2 separate regions of the Homo sapiens genome follow, and region 2 is linked to region 1. Evidence: read pairs that join two places in POLR2A ChIA-PET (ENCODE). Cell type or tissue: HCT116. All regions are shown on one strand. Each heading gives the region's core, and the rest is flanking DNA. Links, peaks and the distances in the headings are about the cores only.

Region 1 (8,271 bases), core at 1,374-6,373:
CACTTCTAAGACAAAATCTGTTGTTGGCTGGGTGTGGCGGCTCATGCCTCTAATCCCAGAACTTTGGGAGGCCAAAGCAGGAGGATCGCTTGAGCCAGGAGTTCGAGACAGGCCTGGGCAACATGCTGAGACTCTGTCTCTACAAAAATAAGAAATAAATTAAAAAAATTAGCAGGGCATGGTGTTGTGTGCCTGTAATCTCAGCTACTTGGGAGGCTGAGGCGGGAGGATTGCTTGAGCCCACGAGGTCAAGGCTGCATGGAGCCATGTTCCCACTACTGCCTTTCAACCTGGGCGACACAGTAGCAAGACCCTGTCTCAAAAAAAAAAATGGTAAGTCATATTTTTTACTGTTAAGTACTTATCTGTGAATAAATGTAAAAAAATGATTGTTTAATTAGTAGCATATACATTCAGATTCAGGCATGATGATGATGCCAAACAACCACAGATTATCCACATTGGTGGCAGAGATCGTGACACTTTTGCTTTCTGATGTTTCAGTGTACACAAACTTTGTTTCATGCACAAAATTATTTAAAACATTGTATAAAATTACCTTCAGGCTATATGTATAAGGTATATATAAAACATAAATGAATTGTGTGTTTAGACTTGGGTTCCATTCCCAAGATACCTCATTACATATATGCAAATATTCCAAGCTTTTAAAAAAAATCCAAAATGCGCGGCCGGGCATGGTGGCTCACACCTGTAATCCCAGCGCTTTGGGAGGCCAGGGCAGGTGGATCACGAAGTCAGGAGTTCAAGACTAGCCTGGCCAACATGGTGAAACCCCGTCTCTACTAAAAATACAAAAATTAGCCAGGCATGGTGGTGGGTGCCTGTAATCCCAGCTACTTGGGAGGCTGAGGCAGATAATTGCTTGAACCTGGGAGGTGGAGTTTGCAGTGAGCCAAGATCGTACCACTGCACTCCAGCCTGGGCAACAGAGTGAGACTCTATCTCAAAAAAAAAAAAAAAAAAAAAAAAATCCCTTCAGATAAGGGACACTCAACTTGTATTAAAAAAAAAAAAGTGTTGGTGAGGGTGTGGAGAAAAGGGAACGCTTATGTACACTGTTGGTGGGGATATAAGTTGGTATGGCCATTATGGAAAATAGTATGAAAGTTTCTCAAAAAATTAAAATAGAAGTACCATATAATCCAGCAATCCCACTTCTAGGTGCTTGTCCAGAGGAATTGAAATCAAGGTCTTGAAAAGTTACTTGCACTCCTATTTTCATTGCAGCATTATTCAAAATAGCAACGATATGAAAATAACCTAAATGTCCATCAACAATGAATGAATAAGGCCATGCGCGGTGGTTCACTCCTGTAATCCCAGCACTTTGGGAGGCCGAGGCCAGTGGATCACTTAAAGTCAGGAGTTCGAGACCAGCCTAGCCAACATGGTGAAATCCCATCTCTACTAAAAATAAAAAATTAGCTGGGCATGGTGGTGGACGCCTATAATCCTAGCTACTCAGGAGGCTGAGGCAGGAGAATCACTTGAACTCGGGAGGCAGAGGTTGCAGTGAGCTGAGATTGTACCACTGCACTCCAGCCTGGGTGATAGAATGAAACTCAGTCTTAAAAAAAATAAAAAATAAAAAAATGAAAAAAATGAATAAAGAAAATGTGGTGCATACATATACAATGAAATGTTATCCCACCTTAAAAAAGAAAATAAAATCTTGTCATTTGCAACAACATGGATAGACCTGAAGGACATTATGCTAAGTGAAATAGGCCAGACACAGAAAGACAAATCTGTAAGATCTCACTTGTGTGTGGAACCTAAAATAGTCAAACTCTTAGAAACAAAGAAGAGAATGATAGTTACCAGGGGCTGGGGGAAGGGAAAGATTACACGATGTTGGTCAAAGGGTGCAAAGTTTCAGTTATGCAAGATGAATGAGTTCTGGAGATCTAATATAAAGCCTGATGACTATAGGTAACAATACTGTACTATATGCTTGAAATTTTCTAAGAAGGCAGATCCCAAGTTTTCTCACCATGCACATGAAAAAGGTAACTATGTGAGGTGACAGATATGTCAGTTGTCTTTATGGCAGTGATTATTTCACAATGTATATCGAATCAAATGGTACACCTTAAAATATACAATAAAAAGGATAAAATGATGCTCTCAAAATAGACAAATAAATAAATACTTTTTAAAAAGAATGCACAGGTAGGGATAAAATGCCTATAGTAATCCATTGAGCAAATTTAGCTTTTTAAAAAAATTCTCATCATCATAAATAAATGAAGTTTTTAAGCTCTAAAAACAAATTTTGCCAGGTAATCTTTCCCTCTTTACTTTAAAAAATTTTTTTAAATTATGAAATAAAACAGATCTAGAAAAGAAAAGTCGGCCATTGGATTTTCAGATAAGGTCATTTTGATTAACTACTGAGCATCCTCCGTGCTTATTTCAGCATTAGTGTCCAGTTTTTATAATTTTTCAGGGTTTTCTTTTATCTTCCTAATTAATGCTTAGTCCATTACTTGTGCTCTTGCCTATTTGTAAGAGCAAAGAGTTAGAACAACCTAAATATCAAATAATTTATGTGTTACTTAAATAAATTATGGCCATTTACTGAACTGTATGTATGGAGTGATCCAAGCTTTATAAAAATTAATGACACCTTGGGAGGGATCCACAGCAAGGTGTGACCAGTGGTTCTCTCTGAGAGTGTAGGGTCGTGGATGTTCTTCTTTGGCTCATTTGTAAATTTTTCTGTAATGAGTATACACTGCTATTTTAATAAGAAAAATGTATACTCATATACTCAATAAGAAAAGTAGAAATAAGAACAATAGTAATAAATAATAGCTAACATTAAACACCATATACCAGTGCACCAAATGCTTGATATAAATCACTTATTGAATGCAGCAACATAATGTGACACTATTACTTACTTTTAAAAAGAAACTCATTTTTAGAATAGATTTATAGAAAAGTTGCAAAAACAGCACATAGACTTCCCATATTCTGCCTCACACCCAGTTTCTTCTATTGTTAACATCTTACATTAATATAGTATGTTTGTGTACTAGTTCATTCTCACACTGCTATGAAGAAATATCTGAGACTGGGTAATTTATAAAGAAGAGAGGTTTAATTGACTCACAGTTCTGCATAGCTGGGAAGGCCTCAGGAGACTTACAATCTTGGTGGAAGGCACCTCTTCACAGGGCAGCAGGAGAGAGAATGAGTATAAGCAGGGGAAATGCCAGAAGCTTATAAAACCATCAGATCTCGTGAGATTTGCTCATTATCACGAGAACAGTATGGAGAAAACTGCCCCCATGATTCAATTACCTCCACCTGATCCCTCCCACAACACGTGGGAATTCAAGATGAGATTTGGGTGGGGACACAGCCAAACCATACCAATTTGTCACAACTAACATCCACACTTCTTTCAGACTTGCTTAGCTTTTTTTACTGAATGTCCTTTTTCTGTTCTAGGATTCCATCCAGGAGACCACATTGCATTTTGTTATCATGTCACCATAGGCTAATCATGGCTATGCCAGTTTCTCAGACATTCCTTGTGTTTGATGTCCTGAACAGTTTTAGGAAGTGCTGTCAGGCATTTGGTGGAATGTTCCTTGACTGGGGTTTGTTTGGTATTTTTCTTATGATTAGGCTGAAGTTATGGGTTTGGGGGAGGAAGGCCAGAGAAGTGGGGTGTCATTCTCATCAATCATATTGAAGACATGTTATGACTTCTCACTAATGATGCTAGCCTTGGTCACCAGAGTGAGGTAGTGTTTGCCAGCTTTCCACTGCGAAAGGTTTCCTTTTGTCCCTTTCCATACTGTAGTAGCTGGAAGGAAATCACTGGCACAGCCCACGCTTCAGGAGTGGGGAGTTACACTCCACCTTCTTAAGCATGGAGTATCTACATCAATATTTGGAGTTCTTCTTTACAGATTTGTCTATTCTTTCCCATTGATTCACTTATTTCACTCAATCATTTATTTGTCTCAGTATAACTCCTGGATCTTTGTGTTATATGTTGGGTTATAATTCAGTAGTACGTTATGTATTTTGTTGCTCAAATTGTTCTAGCTTTGGCCACTGGGAGGCTGAGGTGGGAAGATCACTTGAGCCCAGGAGTTTGAGTCCAGCCTGGGCAATATAGCAAGACCGCATTTCTAAAATTTTTTTTTTTAATTAGCTGGGTGTGGTGGCATGCATCTGTAGTCCCAGCCTGGAATGGCTGAGATAGAAGGATCACAGGAGCTCTTTCAGTGGGCTCCTGCATTCCTTTGGCCCCATCACTATGACTCACCTTCTGTAAATGAGAAAACTGAAGTAGAGAAAAGCTGAATAACAGCCCAAGGGTCACACTCCTAGTCAGTGAGTGTCTGTTTCTAAATTCTGGGCAGCAAATGTGACCTCTGTACTCCAATATCTCGTCTAAAAAAATTACACACTTGTAGTCCCAGCTACTCAGGAGGCTGAACCCAGGAGCTGGAGGTGGCATTGAGCCGAGATTGTGCCACTGCACTCCAGTCTGGGTGACAGCGAGACTCCGTCGTCTCAAAAAAAATTACAACAAAAAGCAAAAAAACAAAAAATTTTTTTTAAATTAAAAATTATACACACACACACGCACACACACACACGGATGCTTTTAGGACTTTCAAATCTAATTTATCTTTTTTTTTTTTTAATGGCATCTCACTCTGTTGCCCAGGCTGGAGTGCAGTGGCATGGCCTTGGCTCACTGCAACCTCGACCTCCTAGGCTCAAGTGATCCTTCTATCTCAGCCATTCCAGGCTGGGACTACAGATGCATGCCACCACACCCAGCTAATTAAAAAAAATTTTTAGAAATGGGGTCTTGCTATATTGCCCAGGCTGGACTCAAACTCCTGGGCTCAAGTGATCTTCCCACCTCAGCCTCCCAAAGTGTTGGGATTACAGGCTTGAGCCATGGTGCCCAACCTCAACCTGCTTTTGGCCAAATACACGGAGCCCACCTGCTCCAGCACATCATTCCCTGCGCTAACCTCCAGGCAAGAGGCCTGGGTGCACGTCCAGGCTCATGTAGGCCTCCTGCTCCCTCTGTCTGAGAGCTACAAAGGAAAGCAGCGCCCCCAAATGGGAGGCTCCACATGCTGCCCGGCACTATCTTGCCAGCCAGTCCTTTTCTGTGCTCCAGGCACACCAGTTGTCTGCACATCACTGTAACTAGAGAGCACGCACTCCCAGCGTTCCACACTCTTCCCTTGGCCCAGCCCTACCCTCTCCCAACCTGCCAGCCCAGCTGGGGCCCTCCTAAGTCAGCATACACAGCAGGGACTCCACAAGTTGCTGCTGCCCAGCCTTAGTGCTTTCCACAACCCTGTCCCATCCTTCCTCTCCCTAACCCTCACAATAACCCTGTTTAGAACCTGTGCCCAACGGACAATGCCTCTGAGGCACAGAGGCTAAATGGCCAGGTTAGGGGCGGAGTCAGACAGAGTTGGAGCCTGCGCCTCTCCCTCTAAATCCAGTGCTCCTTCCCACCCTCTTGCTGCATCCGGTCCCTGCTTTCATCTCCCCAGTGGGAGATGCTTACTCAAGACACCCCCTGCCCCTTGCCAGGCTTGCCTTGGTATCTGGGTCACCTCTTCAAAGGTAGTCATCTCCCTGCATCTGCCAACAAAAAAGGAAGCAGCAGAGAGCTGAGGGGTTCCAAGCCTCTCCCCTCTGACAATAGTGTCACAGACAGTACCAAAGTAGACATGAAGTACGAGGAAAAAACCAAGGCTGGGCGGACACCCTGGGGTGCACAGGCACAGCCCCAGAGAGCGGAGAGCAAGGTTTCCCAAACTCGACACTACTGACATTTGGGGCCTGAGAATTCCAAATTATGGGGGCTGCCCTGTGCATTGTAGGATAGTTAGCAGCATCACTGGCCTCTACCCACTAGATGCTGGTGACAGGTTGTGAAAACCAAATATGTCTCCAAACATATTGCCAGATGTCCCATGGGGTCCAAAATTGCCCCTGTTTAAGAACCCCTGGCCTCACATTTCCAGGACAGAGTCACTTTAGCTGCACTCTTTTCAAGAAATGTATTTAATATGTAACGGATTTGACTTGGATGCTTTTAAAGGACTTTACACATCGATCAATTCACAAATTATTTATCAGGTCTGCTGTCCTGATTTAGGATTTTAAAATACGATCCCAAAGCATATGCTCAAATAGAAGACAGCTACCCTCTTCTAGGTTGGGAAGAACAGCTGAGGCCTGAACTCTTGCCCTCTGCCCAAAGGCCTGGCATGCTGGGGATGCCTAAGTCAGTGCCAGCCAGCCTTAAGAAGAGGTCTAGTGGCTGAACCCGAGGTGCCAGGTGATCTCTGGCTGAGACACAGACCGTCTCTCAATGTCTCTGCCCACTGTCCACATATGCCTTCCCCGTTCCAGAGCTTGGCCCATGAAAACAAAATGGATGCCCAAAGAGTAGCAGGTGCATGGTGACCTCGGCTCCTGAGGCCTGAGTGAGCAGAGGGCAGAACCTCTCCCACACACCCCCACACCCACCATTCTCAACATGGTGGATGTGTTCGCCAGGGGTACTGGGTTAGCGTTGAGTTTTCAGGCCAGAGGAGCAGAAATACCATCTACGCAAAGGATCAGTACTTTGCCCAAATTGCAGAAGCTTTTAATAAGCCTTTACGCTTCTGAAAGATGGTGAGACGGAGAGGGCGGGAGAGCTGTTTTCTGTTTCTCCCAAGATGGACACAAAGTCTGAGCTTCTCCTGAAGGAGAGCTTTAGACAGGGCAACTTCTGGCAGCCAGGGCATGAGGCTCTAGGAATGGAGAGAATGGAGTTGGTGAATCCTCACTGGCCATGGGCAGGGAGGAAGCTGCGCGGCCCTTCTCACTCCCTCCTAGTTCAAGTCCTCTGGCTTGGATTCCCACCTGGGAATGGAGATCCAGCCAAGCACGTTCAGACTCAGTAGGTCAGGATGGAACTTGGATGACGTTAATGCTTTTAATCAACGCCCTGGGCAGTTTGGAAACACTGAGGAGGCAAATTCATGTTCTTTGCTCTCAACATGTCCTTCTCATCCAGCTCCCCTCTCTCTTTGAGAACTTGGCAAGCTCCACTGCAGCCCCAGGCCCCCTGAGGGCACAACTGTGTCATGGACCTCCCAGTGCCAACCAGACGACTGCATTGAATGCTTGCTCAATATATATTTGTTGGAAAACAAATTGTCAAGTAGACCTCTCTATGTGCAAGATGCATATCCTTTTTAAATTTTTTAGAGCAGTTTTCGCTTGACTGCCAAATCGAGAGAAAGGTGTTTGTCTATTCATACAAATTTGTTCATTCATAAGAGGTTTCCCATATTCCCTCTGTACCCCACACATGCACAGCCTCCCCCATTTTCAACATCCCCAACCAGAGGGGTACATTTGTTACGTTCATGCCCTATTTTAATTTTAATTTTATGATTTATTTTTATTTTTTATATTTTATTTATTTCACTCTGTCACCCAGGCTGGAGTACAGTGCAGCTGCTCACTGCAACCTCTGCCTCCTGGGTTCAAGCGATTCTCCTGCCTCAGCCTCCCGGGTAGCTGAGATTACAGGCACCCGCCACTACGCCTGGCTAGTTTTGTATCTATAGTAGAGATGGGGTTTTGCCATATTGGCCAGGCTGGTCTCAAACGCCTGACCTCAAGTCATCTGTCCACCTCAGCCTCCCAAAGTGCTGGGATTACAGGTGTGAGCCACGATGCCCAGCCCCCATATTTTTAATGTTGGGACAAAATATACATATACAACATAAAATTTCCCATTTAAACCATTTTAGGTGTACAGTTTAGTGGCATTAAGTACATTCACATTGTTATGTAACTATCACCACAATCTATTTCTGAAACTTCTTATCATTCCAAATGGAAACTCTGTACTCATTAAGCAATAACTCCTCATTACCCTCTCCTCCCAGCCCCTGGTAACCTCTACTCTCCTTTCTGTTTCTGTGACTTTTCCTATTGTAGATATTTCAGCAAAGCACAATCATACAATATTTGTCCCTTTGTGTCTAGCTTATTTCACTTTAGCATCATGATTTCAAGTTTTTTCTATATTTTATAGCATGTATATACAATATAGAGCAAATAGCATGTATCAGAACTTCACTTATTTGTATGGCTGAATGATATTCCATTGAATGTATATACCACATTTTGTTTATCCATTCATCTGTTAATGGACATTGAGATTGTATTCAACTTTCAGCT
Region 2 (8,271 bases), core at 1,723-6,722, 460 kb before region 1:
GGTGTGATATGTGCAAAAAGTGTATGTGTGTCTATCTGTACATATACATATATACATATATTTGTGTGTGTATATGTGCGTATATACAGACACAGACACACACATACACACACACACATATTTCTCTTGGCCTCACAGAGGGGCAGCTATCCTAGCTCCATGTAGTAAATAATCTGTTTCCCCCAACCGACTGAAAATGCCAATAATAGTATTTATTAAGTGCTTTTTATATTGGTTCTGTTTTTGAGTATTAACACTTTAATGTTGGGTTTGGGAAAGCACTTCTAAAACAGAGTAGAGTACTTGAACATTTGAACATTTATGTGTATCATAGCCATTTTAGATAAGTTCCCTAGAATAAATTGTGTTTCATATATTTTTACATGCTGTTGGAATTCTTTTGGTAATTTTAGATTGTAATTAAGCCAAGCTCCTTGAGCAGGATGAAGACAATCTTCACACAGGAAATTTTTACTGAGCAGGTATTTCTTTTTATTCTTAGGTACTTATTTAACTTTCTTTTACAATATTCTTTGGGAGAAAACTTGTGTGTCTTACCTTAAGAAAATAATATGGTCTTTTTTCTTTTTAAACTCATGATGATTTATTTCATCTTTGAAACTTTCTTAAAGAATAATCCATTTAAAATACACTTTTAAAACTAGTCATAACATACCAAGGCATCTTTTGAATTTATGTATTTTTGGAGACTTTGAGTAGATACTTAGGAGAATACTCTTAGATGTTGCTGGTAGGGCATCTCAAGGGGTAATTGTTTTAATGTGTCTGGAGAAAGATAAAATGAAGTCCTATTTAAACCTTTAGGCTGTAAAATTCATTTCTAACTAGATTACAGGCTAGAGTCTAAATTTCTTATACTTAACATGTTCTTCTTTAGCCTTAGCACTTTTGTCCATGGATAAGCATAAGGATTTTTTTCATTTCTTTTTTTTTTTTATCTCACTTTGTCACCCAGGCTAGTATACAGTGGTATGGTCATAGCTTACTGCAACCTCTGCCTCCTGGGTTGGAGCAATTCTCCTGCCTCAGCCTCCCAAGTAGCTAGGATTAGAGGTGCACACCACCACGCCTAATTTTTGTATTTTTAGTAGAGATGGGGTTTTACCACGTTGACCAGGCTGGTCTTGAACTCCTGACCTCAGGTGATCCACCCACCTCAGCCTCCCAGAGTGCTGGGGTTACAGGCATGAGCCACTGCACCCGGCCAGTTGTTGCTTTTTTGTGGCTATTAATATCTTTATTTCTATATTTTACTATCCCTCCCACCCTCAACACGCATATGCACATATACTCCTGAATTACAAGTAGTCACACAGCATGTGGGAGAATCATAAGTTATTTTTTGTCTTTAAATTTGAACCAATTGGAAGACAACTTTGAAGAGGGTCTTTAAAAGACGATTAGAGCCTATGCATGACATATTGAGAATAAATATTTCTGTTTATATTTATGTGGTGCTTTATAGTTCATATGATGTTTTTCCAAAAAGAATATTTTCCCCCCATAACAATGCTTTGAGGCAGGTATGGCAGTGTCCTGTTTTGTAGATGTGAAAAAGATTCAGAAGATAAATGACTTCTTCAAAGTCATTGAGCCCAGATTGTATGCTTCAAAATTTTATTTTATTTTTTTACCTTATCACACCACTGTGTATGTATCTATGTTTATAAACAAAAAATTAGGGAATTATATAAATCCCTAAATGTACATTTCCTCAGCATTCAAAGACAATTAAAACATGTAATAATTTATTTTCATCATTCATTTCTAGGGACCACACTTGTATTAGGTGTTGACAGTCTACTTACTAATCTCTCTTTCAAAATAATTTTATATTTAGTTCTATTATATTACTAATGCTATTTTTCCCTTTTAGGTTGTCACAGCTCATGCAGTTCGGGTCCCTGTCACCAGCAACCTGAGTGCCAACATTACTGGATTTTTGCCTATTCATTGTATTTACCAGCTTCTCAGGAGCCGTTCCTTTACCAAGCACAAAGTGTCAATAAAAGTATGCCCCTACAAATAAAACAAAATAAAAGCATGCCCCTACATTTTTATATATATATTTTTTTTCTTTTGAGATGGAGTCTTGCTCAGTCACCCAGGTTGGAGTGCAGTGGTGCAGTCTTGGCTCACTGTAACCTCTGCCTCCTGGGTTAAAGTGATTCTCCTGCCTCAACCTCCCAGGTAGCTGGGACTACAGGTGTGTGCCACCATGCCCGGCTAATTTTTGTATTTTTAGTAGAGACAGGGTTTCACCGTGTTGGCTGGCTGGTGTCGAACTCCTGACCTCAAGTGATATGCCTGTCTCAACCGACCAAAGTGCTGGGATTACAGGCGTGAGCCACTGTGCCTGGCCTACATTTATATTTCAAAGAACAACCTAAATTAATGCTTTCTCCCCAGTTGTATTTCAGTTTGTAGGCATTTATTGTGGGTTTTGTGTAGGAAATGTGTGGTATTAAGCTAAGTTACTAGTCATTTATATAAGTATAGTAATTAGGGATAGTAATTATAATTATATAATTATACAGTAATTTCAGATTTTTAAAACAATGTAAGATTTTCAAAATGCATAATACTCCATTTAAATTCTCAATAGTGGCACATGGCTATTTTATTAAAACTTAGAAACTGCCATTTTCTAATTTTTTTTTTTAATTTTAAAGACAGGGTCTCACTCTGTCGCCCAGGCTGTCATAGCTCACTGTAACCTCAAACTCCTGGGCTCAAGCAGTCCTCCTGCCACAGCCTCCTAAGTAGCTGGAACTACAGGTGCGAGCCACCACTCCTGGCTTTTTTTTTTTTTTTTTTTTTTTGAGATGGAGTCTCACTTTGTTGCCCAAGCTGGAGTGCAGTGGTGCTATCTCAGCTCACTGCAACCTCCGCCTCCTGGGTTCAAGTGATTCCCCTGCTTCCGCCTCCTGAGTAGCTGGTATTACAGGCTCCTGCCACCATGCCTGGCTAATTTTTTTTTTTTTTTAATTTTTAGTAGAGACAGGGTTTCACCATGTTGGCCAGGCTGGTCTCAAACTCCTGACCTCACGTGATCCACCCACCTCGGCCTCCCAAAGTGCTGGGATTACAGGCATGAACCACCGTGCCTGGCCTCATACCTGGCTTTAAAAAGTGTTTTTTTGTAGAGACAGGGTCTCGCTATTTTGCCCAGGCTGGTCTGGTCTTGAACTCCTGGTCTCAAGCAATTCTCCTACTTCGGCCTCCCGAAGTGTTGGGATTACAGGCATGAGCCACTGCAGTGGGCCTGGTTTTGTTTTACAAATTGGGGAAGCTGCCATGACTAGTATTTGTTGATTTGTCATAAGGACACCTCACACCTAACTTAGAATTTTGACATGTTTTGATTTGTCTTAGTTGGCTATATCTAACAAGTTAAAAGGCCCTCTAAAGAGAAGGTATTAAGACCCAGGAGGTAAAGTAGACTGAAACTTTTTCAGATATTTACAAAGAACAGTGAATAATATATGCATGATATATCACTTTTTAATTGTTGCTTGTTTTTTGTGATTTAGTGAGATTATTTTCCAGCCAGATTGCATCATCTGCTTTATATTTTTAGCAAGTAAAATAGCTAAGAATTAAGAGTTCACATGCACCCCCAACATTTTACATGTCCTCCATCCAATGATAGTTAAGTGATAAGTCTCCTGTAAGTGCTTTTCAGAGACATTTTCTTAGTCTATCTGAGGGTTTGCTGTGAAGGACCTATCTCTCTCTCTCCAAATTCCTATCTAACGTGAGCTCTCCCATGACGACACACATGGTGCTCTAAATACAGATATGGTAGGGACTTAAAATGTTTTTCCCACTACTTAAAAACTAATAGATTAAACCGAAAGGCAAGCTTCTAGTGGAGGGTGCACCTAAGATGATACAGATATAATGGTAGTTCATATTTTAAAATCAAAGGCAGTTATGATACTAGATAATATATTTGGAACTGCCAAAAGTTAATAGTGAGTTTTACTGATTCATAATTCATGTAAAACTGTATGTACTTTTATAATTTTGCTTGGTTTTTCTTTTTGCCACAATTAATTCAGTGTCTATAACATTCTTTCTTAGGATTGGATTTATAGACAGCTGTGTGAAACCTCTACTCCACTTCATCCTCAATTACTTCCTTTGATTGATGTGTACATAAATTCTATACTTACTCCTGCGTCGAAATCTAATCCAGAAGCCACAAATCAGCCAGTCACAGAACAGGAGATACTCAATATTTTCCAAGGAGTCATTGGGGTAAAATAGTGGTTCTTTTATATCTATTAACTTATTTTTCTTTTAGTTCTTCTTACTTAACCCATATTTTTATTTTCCTATCAGAGGACTTCTAGGTAGTTCTGAATTTAAAATTAGATTAAATTTCCTTAGATCACCTCTAAAAATTAAAAGAATGGTATTAGTTCCAAGTAGTTTGCTAAACAGGCACTTTTTTTTTTGAGATGGAGTTTTACTCTTGTTGCCTAGGCTGGAGTGCAGTGGCGCGATCTCAGCTCACTGCAACCTCCTCCTCCCTGCAACCTCTGTCTGCCGGGTTCAAGTGATTCTCCTGCCTCAGTCTCTCGAGTAGCTAGGATTGCAGGCGCCTGCCACAACGCCTGGCTAATGTTTTGTATTTTTAGTAGAGACAGGGTTTCACCATGTTGGCCAGGCTGATCTCGAACTCCTGACCTCAGGTGATCTACCTGCCTCAGCCTCCCAAAGTGCTGGGATTACAGGTGTGAGTCACTGTGCCTGGCCTTTTTTTTTTTTTTTTTTTTTTTTTTTTGAGACTGGAGTCTTGCTGTGACACCCAGGCTGGAGTGCAATGGGCAGTCTCGGCTCACTACAACCTCCGCTTCCTGGGTTCAAGCGATTCTCCTGCTTCAGCCTCCTGAGTAGGCTGGTCTCAAACTCCTGACCTCAAGTGATCCTCCTGCCTTGGCCTCCCAAAGTGCTGGGATTACAGGTGTGAGCCACTGCGCCTGGCCAGTAATTTTTTTTTTTTTAAGCTTCACTTTAAAGTCTAATGGGTTCCCTGGAGATTGTGTATTTGATCAAGTACTGTGTGGGATATCAAGATATTCAGCATAGGTTTGTTTAGCATCCTGGGAATCTAAGATACACCTACATTCATTTAGGGGGATTTTTTTTTTTTTTTTTGAGACAGAGTCTCACTCTGTTGCCCCGACCGGAGTGCAGTGACACGATCTCAGCTTACTGCAAACTCTGCCTCCTGGGTTCAAGTGATTCTCATGCCTCAGCCTCTCGAGTAGCAGGGATTACAGGCACCTGCCACCACGCCTGGCTAATTTTTATATTTTTAGTAGAGACAGGGTTTTACTATGTTGGCCAGCTGGTCTCCAACTCGTGACCTCAGGTGATCTGCCTGCCTCAGCCTCCCAAAGTGCTGGGATTACAGGTATGAGCCACTGCTCCTGGCTCATTCAGGGAAAATTTGATGAAAGTATTTTTTCCCCAGTTTGTTAGAAGGGAAAAACAGTTGCATTTTTCACAAATATATTTAAGTATACAATGTCTTATTTAGGAGTTACTTTTTTCATGGTAATTTCATATAATACTTGGGACTCCTGTCTTTCAGAAGCAGCCTGATGGGTTTGCTATTGAGTAGTAGCTGAAGTCTTTTCTTTGTCTTATCTTAAAGACCACTTAAGCATGTTGCCTTTCATCTCTCATGCCATCTCAGATTTCATGTTGTTTTTTTGAGTTTAATACACACACAGCAACATTTCTCCTGTTTTACCTGAGTTAGGAGCAGCAATGCTGAATAGTCTATTTTGATTCTTTTACTATCAAGAAAAAAAAAAGCACTCGTGAAATTCAGAGTATTTCAGAGTATTTGTAATATTACCTCCAGGGTGACAACATCCGCCTTAATCAGCGTTTCAGTATCACAGCACAGCTTTTGGTGCTCTACTATATACTGTCTTATGAAGAGGCTCTTCTAGCAAACACGAAGACTTTAGGTAAGTTGTACGTAGAGGAGTGGTTCTAGTGGTAGTTTATTTTATTAGCTTGTATTTTGTTACTTTCCAAACTGTTCTTTGATAAGGGCAATATTTTAATAAACTCTAGTATCATTTTATAATCTTTGCAATGTGGGCATTGTATACTTGATACATAAATCATGTATGTTGGGGTATGTAACCACGATTTATGGCCCAGTCCTCCTTATCAGAGGCTAAATTAATAGATAACAGAATTGCCTGTATTTTAACAATTGTATAGGTCTTGTTCACTAAATATAAATTTAACACCTGATGGAGCTGTAACTGAATTTTTTTCTCTTGATTTGAGTTGAGTCTTTGACCGGTCTTCCTTCCATTAGTGTAAAGAGTAACAACCTAATCAAAAACAATAGAAAAGGCCAGTCGAGGTGGCTTACGCCTGTAATCCTAGCACTTCGGGAGGCCGAGGTGGGCGGATCACCTGAGGTCAGGAGTTCGAGACCAGCCTGGTCAACATGGCGAAACCCCGTCTCTACTAAAAATACAAAAATTAGCCAGGTGTGGTGGCTCATGCCTGTAATCCCAGCTACTCAGGAGGTTGAGGCAGGAGAATCCCTTGAACCCAGAGGCGGAAGTTGCAGTGAGCTGAGATTGCGCCACTGCACTCCAGCCTGGTGGACAGAGTGAGACTGTGTCTCAAAAAAAAAAAAAAGTAGAAGAGTTTCTTTTTTTTTGTTTTGTTTTGGTTTGTTTTTTGTTTTTTGTTTTTTGTTTTTTGTTTTTGACAGTCTTGCTCTGTTGCCCAGCCTAGAGTGCAGTGGCATGATCTTGGCTCACTGCAAGCTCCACTTCCTGAGTTCATGCCATTCTCCTGCCTCAGCCTCCGGCGTAGCTGGGACTACAGGCGCCTGCTACGACGCCCGGCTAATTTTTTTGTATTTTTAGTAAAGATGGGGTTTCACCATGTTAGCCAGGATGGTCTTCATCTCCTAACCTCGTGATCCGCCTGCCTCGGCCTCCCAAAGTGCTGGGATTACAGGCGTGAGCCACTGCGCCTGGCCGAAGAGTTTCGTTTTGCCGTTAACATTGGGCTGGGTATGGTAGCTCATTCCCTGTAATCTCAGTACTTTGGTACTTTGGGAGGCTGAGATGGGATGGTCACTTGTGCTCAGAGTTTGACACCAGCCTGGAAAACAGCAAGATGCCCATCTCCACACACACACACACACACACACACACGCACGCACACACACGCACACAGAGAATGTCACTGAAATGGGCTTTGAAACTTAGTTACTTCACATAATATCAGAAGGTCAGATTTAGCATGCATGATATCATTATAAAGTGGTATCTTTTCCTGTATTTGAAAAAGAAGGTTTACCTGTGTTTATACTTCCTACATGTGTATAGTTCATTTCATCTATTTATTTTTTGAGACAGGGTCTCACTCTGTCACCCAGGCTGGAGTGCAGTGGCATGAACATGGCTCAGTGTAGCCTTGATCTCTTGGGCTCAAGGGATCCCTGCCTCAGCCTCCAGTGTAGCTGGGACCACAGGTGGACACCACCATGCCTGGCTGATTTTTTTTATTTTTTGTAGAGATGGGATTTGCCATGTTGCCAGGCTGATCTCAAACTCCTGGGCTCGAGCAGTCCTCCTGGCTTGGCCTCCCAAAGTGCTGGGATTACAGGTGTGAGTGATCCTCCTGACCTTTGTGTGTAGTTTTTAATTTGTTTTTCTTTTTTTTTTGAGACAAAATCTCACTCTGTCACCCAGGCTGGAATGCAGTGGTGCGATCTTGGCTCACTGCAACCTCCGCCTCTCAGGTTCAAACGATTCTTCTGCTTCAGCCTCCTGAATAGCTGGGATTACAGGTGCGTACCACATTCCTGGCTAATTTTTGTATTTGTAGTAGAGATGGAGTTTCATCATACTGGCCAGGCTGGTCTCGAACTCCTGACCTCAAGTGATCCACACACCTCAGCCTCTCAAAGTGCTGGGATTACAGGTGTGAGCCATCACACCCGGCCTGGATTTTCTTTTTTATGTTTTGACATTTTCTGTGTCTTTGATACAGTTCTTGTTTGGAATTTCTGTATATTCTCACATATTTAATCTTTTCCATGAACTTTATAATAATTTTGTTAAATTTCACAAATGAAAATTATGTTGGGATTTTGATAAGAATTATGTTAAACTTATAGATTAATTTGGAGAGAATTTACGTCTTTGCAGTACTAAGTCTTCCTATCTAGGAACCTGAAATAATTTTTTG

The links. Peaks named below come from ENCODE experiments on the same cell type or tissue, not always from the same donor. Only the 100,000 strongest peaks of a DNase experiment are listed, where the experiment ranks them.
Region 2: POLR2A ChIA-PET joins it to region 1 with 5 read pairs; 2 of 35 experiments call an interaction of 5 or more read pairs at or near these places.

Annotation. Positions count from the first base shown.
Region 1 is chr17:61,423,075-61,431,345 of GRCh38, reverse strand. No RefSeq gene overlaps it. Among named protein-coding and RNA genes, the nearest start is that of LINC02875, 15 kb to the right of the region's middle. RefSeq lists enhancers at 2,995-4,194, 4,691-5,190, 4,984-5,278. In HCT116, for the core only: CTCF peaks have their summits at 4,088 and 5,108; DNase peaks (open chromatin) are centred at 4,305 and 5,115; H3K27ac peaks cover 3,792 bases.
Region 2 is chr17:61,887,526-61,895,796 of GRCh38, reverse strand. It overlaps INTS2 (integrator complex subunit 2), which reads left to right. Exons shown (of 25, transcript NM_001351695.2): 12 at 414-482; 13 at 1,898-2,032; 14 at 4,108-4,284; 15 at 5,903-6,011. Among named protein-coding and RNA genes, the nearest start is that of BRIP1, 28 kb to the right of the region's middle. In HCT116, for the core only: no CTCF peak of the experiment used is centred there; no DNase peak of the experiment used is centred there.